Regions from separate parts of the Mus musculus genome. Here region 2 is linked to region 1. Evidence: chromatin loops called from intact Hi-C (ENCODE). Cell type or tissue: left cerebral cortex. All regions are shown on one strand. Links, peaks and the distances in the headings refer to the core of each region. The heading gives the core; the rest is flanking DNA. Region 1 has its middle 60 kb from the start of Gm46033. Region 2 has its middle 66 kb from the start of Gm35392.

Evidence for each region. Peaks named below come from ENCODE experiments on the same cell type or tissue, not always from the same donor. Only the 100,000 strongest peaks of a DNase experiment are listed, where the experiment ranks them.
Region 2: it touches region 1 in a loop (1.9-fold over the local background); 2 of 42 quality-filtered maps call a loop at or near these places.

The regions. Positions count from the first base shown.
Region 1 is chr8:15,468,610-15,471,532 of GRCm38, forward strand. No RefSeq gene overlaps it. Among named protein-coding and RNA genes, the nearest start is that of Gm46033, 60 kb to the right of the region's middle. In left cerebral cortex, for the core only: no CTCF peak of the experiment used is centred there; a DNase peak (open chromatin) is centred at 1,403.
Region 2 is chr8:15,307,956-15,310,878 of GRCm38, forward strand. No RefSeq gene overlaps it. Among named protein-coding and RNA genes, the nearest start is that of Gm35392, 66 kb to the right of the region's middle. In left cerebral cortex, for the core only: CTCF peaks have their summits at 1,662 (motif pointing right) and 1,896; a DNase peak (open chromatin) is centred at 527.

The DNA.
Region 1 (2,923 bases), core at 194-2,693:
CTTGTTATCTCTCAAAGTAGCCCCTCAGCCACCACTGCCATAGAGCTCTGCATGTTCACAGCTTCTCATGTTTGTTTACAAAGGGCAACCGAGAAGCTGGATACCTGCATGTGTTCCCCTCAGCCCCCAGTGTCCTCTCGCTACATTAGGAGTGGACACAGGACCCAATGACCCAGTGAGGAGGCAGTCATGGAGGAACCAGATAGAAAACCTGTGACTCTTTGTGATCCTATCTTCTCGTTTTCCTTTCTTCTTGTTTTCCTTTTCTTGGAGACAGGACCTCACTGGGGTGACCTCAAACTCTCCCTGCCCCAGCCTCCCCCTAAGTATTGGAATACTTGTTAGGGTTAACACACCAGACTGTCGTCTCCTCTTTCAATAGTATAACAAACAGTGTTAGGAAGGATTTATAACACTAAGGGCACACTGTTCACTTAAGTCATATTTAGTTTATACTAAGGTGTTTGGTGTTTGGGACCAAGGTTTTATCCAATAAAGTGAAGCCATAGTATAGAACCTTAAAATACACTTCTCAACTCTTGGGAGATTTTTAACTAATAATATTTTAGAGGTTCATTTTTGATATTTTAATTATGTTGTGCATGCACTTGTTTTTGTGTAGGGGGGAAGGCACACGAGTGCAGGTGCTCAGTGGTCCAGTGTTGAGTTACTTGCAGCTGGAGTTGCGGGCCATTCATTCTAAGCAGCCTGACGTGGGTCTTGTGCAAAAGCAGCATGCACACGTGACCATTTCTCTGATGATTTGGATGAGTTCTAATTAAAGAATAAAGATAGCAATTTCATGTTTTCAGAAAAGAGACTAAAGATGAATAGTTTGAGAATGAGCAAATAGGGCTAGAGAGAGGACTCAGTGCTTAAGAGCACGTGCCACTCTTATGGAGGATTTGGGTTCAGTTCCCAGCACCCACATGGCAGCTCACAACCATCTCTAACTCCAGTTTCTGAAGATCAAAGACCCTTTTCTGGCTTCCATAAACACAAGGCACATATGTGATCCATAGACCTACATGTAGACAAAACACACATGCTTATAAAACAAGTAACTTTTTAATAAATGAACAAAGACATAAAAGTGGAAAGTATTTTAACAAGATATGCCCCAGGGAAAGCATGCTTTGAGTCTGAATAACCACAGGCTTGAGGGTTCTCATTTCATGCCTGCTGAACGGGGGGGGGGGGGGGGGGGGAGTCCTCTACCTAGACTTGAGGTCAGTGTTTTAAATGATGAAGCCATTTTGCTCAGAATGCTTTTTCTTTCAGCGTACACTCAACACTAATGTGGTTAGAAAATAAAATTGCATCTAAATTACCATGTGTTTCACTCCAGGGGATGATCGGAAAAGACACTGAATATTTTATCCTCAAATATCTCCTGGGCACCGCCTCTCACTTAAGAAACAAGGTTTGTGCCTGCTATAAAGTAAATTATTTTTGGACACGTTTGTCATTGTGAAATCATGACAGAACTGATACACAAGTTATGCTGACACAACGCTTTGTGGTTTGTGACCCCAATGTCCATGTTTAAGCAGGGACATTCAACAAGGTACTATGACCTGAACTTCCATTCTGTAGCCTGGGAGATGCCTAAGGGAAATCCCAGACTTTTGGAGCCTCCAGGAAGGGAGCGTTTTGAGTACATCTTCCTGCCTTACTCAACCATCACACATTCTATGTAACCTGGAAGTTCACAAGTTCACAAGTGTCCACCTCTGATGGATGTATTTTCATGGAAAACCAACAGGGTCGTTATCAAAACATGCATTCAATACAGGGAAGTTAAAGATGGCTGACAGGCCTTACCTAAAACCTCACTACTTAGAAAAATATTCCAGACACTCATAATTAGCTAGAATAAACAGACAAAACATAACACAGGTACTACTTCATGAAGATCATGTCCATATGTTCCATGTGCTAAAGGACTGGTCCCCCATTCGTACCATTGAGAGGTATTGTGAATCATCAGTGAATAAAGTTAGGGGAAGAGGTAGTCCTGAGCACACTGAGGGATAGGGTTTCTTACTGTGCCTCCATTCTTGATTCCTGCCTGGTTCTGTAAATGGTTTTTATCAGAGAACATTGTGTCAACCCATCCAGACCAAGGAGCCAGCTGATCACAGGGCTAGAGCACCCAGAACACTCAGGGATACGAGCCAGCCCTCGTTTTAAATCTTCCATAATGATAACACAACACCCACCCATACAATCACACAGTGAGATTTTGTCCTATATACAGCAGTGTCTCTAAGATCAAACTCAACTTGGGTGAATTTAGAATATGACGTAGTAAAAATATCAAGACATGAAGGTAATACTGACATTAGGATGAATGTGCTGTTATGGTAAAGAATGCATTTCCAAAAGACATATTTCAAAAAGGAGCTTACTGCAAAACAAAAAACCAAAACAAAACAAAACAGGATTTCAGGCGAATGACTATCTGCTATAAATACATATAAGTAATTGTCCTTTATTCACTAGTCTTTTTACTATCATATATTAATGATCCATTTAACTACAACCATAGGTCTCAGATTAATTTGAAACATAGTGTTTCTCCCCTCTCCTGGTTCACAGCTTTCCTGTGCGTGGGTTCTTTATTTCCACTGTGTTGTTATTTGTGTATTTCTCCCCTGTTTCTTTTTCCCACCAAGGTTTGCAAATCCCTGTTGTTGTTTGTTTGTTTTTCCATACTTAGGATTGAATCCGGGTCCTTATGTTCATGGAAGGCAAGTGTTTCCCCCTGAGTGAAATCCCCATGCAAGCTTGTTGTACTTTCTTTGTTCTTTTTATCCAATTCTGAGATGTTGCATGTGTAAGTAGACAGTTTTTCTTCTCCCAGGTCTCATGAATCCACACACACCTTGTATTTTGATTATGCTCCAGGGTCCTATCATTG
Region 2 (2,923 bases), core at 175-2,674, 160 kb before region 1:
CTGTAAATAAGATGAGGAGGCTGCTGTGAATGAACAATCATGAAATCCCAAGGCAGGAGTCCATGTGTCTTCTGTGGGCTTGAAGGAGGGTGCTCTCAGAGACAAAGATGGTAGCCAGCATGCAGCCTTGAGGAGACCATTATAGGGTTCTATTTTGAACACTAGTGGCCACTGGGTTGCATAAAGCAGCGAAAACTATGAGCCAGAGTATGGTTTGGAAGGATCACTGGATTCTGTATTGGGGCAGATCATGGTCAGGGGATCTTTGTTTTCAATCATTTGGATAAACATGCAGGCAGTGACTATTGGACCGGATGGAAAGTCCTCTCTGTTTCTGTGATAAAATACTATGACCCAAAGCAACCTGGGCAAAAGGAGTATCTTGGCTTACAGTTCTAGAGTGTTAGAGTCTGTCATGGAGGAAAAGACTTGGCAACACTTGGAGAAGCCTGCCAGCAAGAGCTGAGAGCTGGCTGATCACATCTCATCCCCACTCAAGAAATGAGTTGGGTTGTTTGTAGAAGGAAGCCAGATGGGGCTATAGCCTGTTCCCAGTGGCATTCCTTACTATGCCAAGACTCTATAACCTTCCCAAACTGCACCACCAAGTACAGACCAAGAGTTCAATATTCATGAGCTTTTGGGGATACATCTCATTGACAGTGTGTTCAGAGCTGTAAGACTCCACCAAACTGCCTACTGGGATGGCTTTACCTTTTCCCATTTCTACATGCAATGAGAGCTTTCTTGCCACTCCATATCATGAAAGCACTTGCAGGTTTGGGGCCTTCCTGGGGTTATACTGGTAGTATATAGCTCATTCAGTTGCATGCATGCCTTCGCTCTCTTAGATGTGTCAAACTGCATCTGTCTTGCAACCCTTACTGCTTGTTCAGGACCCTCTATTCTTACCAGGATCCAAAGTTTAATATTTTCTGAAATTTCTCATTTATCTGTATTAGGATGCTGTAAGATCCTAATAATAATAATGATTTCTTATCTTGTTTGGGCATAGTACTTGGGAGACACACAATGTTTGTTTGGTACTGAGAGAAGGTCATGCTTTGTTTAGCCTGGCACTTGCTGTGTAGTACAGGCTGGCGACTAACTCATAGCAGTTCTTATGCCTCAGACTCTCAAGTTCCGAGATGTTGGGTATCTAGGACCACTTCTGGCTTGGAAGTCACTTTTAGTACCATCACTCTACTCCCCAGTGTTGTCCCCCTCTTCTGTCTCCCACATTTCTATATGACAGAGCAGAGTTGCATATCAAAGCAATGTAGTACAGTGCTTATGTGCAGGAGTTTCTCAGCTGAGTAGAACCCTGGCTCTTAATAGTTTTTTTTCTCTTTCTTTCTTTCTTTCTTTCTTTCTTTCTTTCTTTCTTTCTTTCTTTCTTTCTTTCTTTCTTTCTTCCCTCCCTCCCTCCCTCCCTCCCTCCCTCCCTCCCTCCCTCCTTTCTTTCTTTCTTTCTTTCTTTCTTTCTTTCTTTCTTTCTTTCTTTCTTTCTTTCTTTCTTTCTTTCTTTCTTTCTCTCTTTCTTTCTTTCTTTTCAGCATTAACTTAAGATACTTGAGTCCTTCCTGAGTTTAGGGTATAGAAATGAAAAGTTTCTCATCAGGAGAAGATAGAGTACATAGGGCATTCAGTAGGGTGTCCCCACTAGGGGGCGAAGTGATTGATAGGTTGGCTCATACTAAAATCACCATATGCATTCAATGTTGGCTTTCCAGGGTTTCCCTAACAGCATCCCAATGAATTCTCTATATCCTGTAGCCACTAGATTCAAGGAGTGCAGTCCACACAGGAAAGCCTTGGCACATCTCATACAGATGTTGGGAGACTGGAAGCACGTGGTAGAACCTGAGGGTTGTAAACACTGAAGGAAGACTGGACTAATGAGTAACAGTGTTCTTAGAAGTGCATTATTGATGAAGGAATGTGAATCCCATTGATGTAGATGAATCTGAGATTTGCATGTCTCTCTACTTGGAGCACACCTTCTGTAATAATTCATTGGATTCTGGATACTTTGACAATAGAGGTCTCTTTACAATGAATGCATATAACTAGAAGATTGGTTTGACCTTATTGTACTGTTCACCAAAAAACTTTACTCCTGGGCTGTGTCACATGAACATGCTTCCTGTGGCTCCTGCACATATCTCTCCCATTTCTGGCCATTAGTGGGAGTGCTAGGCCATGCTGTGATGTCTGGGATAATCCAGGATGTTCTTGTAAGCCCCTAAGTGCAGGCCTTATCTCTCCATCTCTCAGGATCTTTATACTCTCTCCCCTTGCCTAGAGTGCTTCCTTGGTCCACGACAGCTGCCCAAGCCTAGACCCCAGTGCGTCAAGTGGCTGTAAACTAGGAGCTGACTGACCTAGTTTCAAACCTAAGTACATAGGGCATTCAGTAGGGTGTCCGCACTAGGGGGCAAAGTGATTGATAGGTTGGCTCATACTAAAATCACCATATGCATTCAATGTTGGCTTTCCAGGGTTTCCCTAACAGCATCCCAATGAATTTTCTATATCCTGTAGCCACCAGATTCAAGGAGTGCAGTCCACACAGGAAAGCCTTGGCACATTTCATACAGATGTTGGGAGACTTAAAGTTAATCAGAATAAATATGACAATTATTTTTCTAGAAAGAATGTCTTATGTGATTCATTTATGAACTAGTGTATAGAACTAGGCTCGGTGACTTTGTGGTCCCTTTCTATTTCCTTCTTATCTTGTGAAATGAGATTTAACATCTTCAGAAGGCATCTCCTGAAATATTCATATAAATGAAGCAAATTTCAATATAAAGCAGAAAAATCCATTTCAAGTTTTCGTCCCCTTAATACTGCCTTTTCAAAGTCAATGTTTGCCAAGAAATCTGTTCACTATTTTTTTGTTTGTTTGATTGTTTCATTT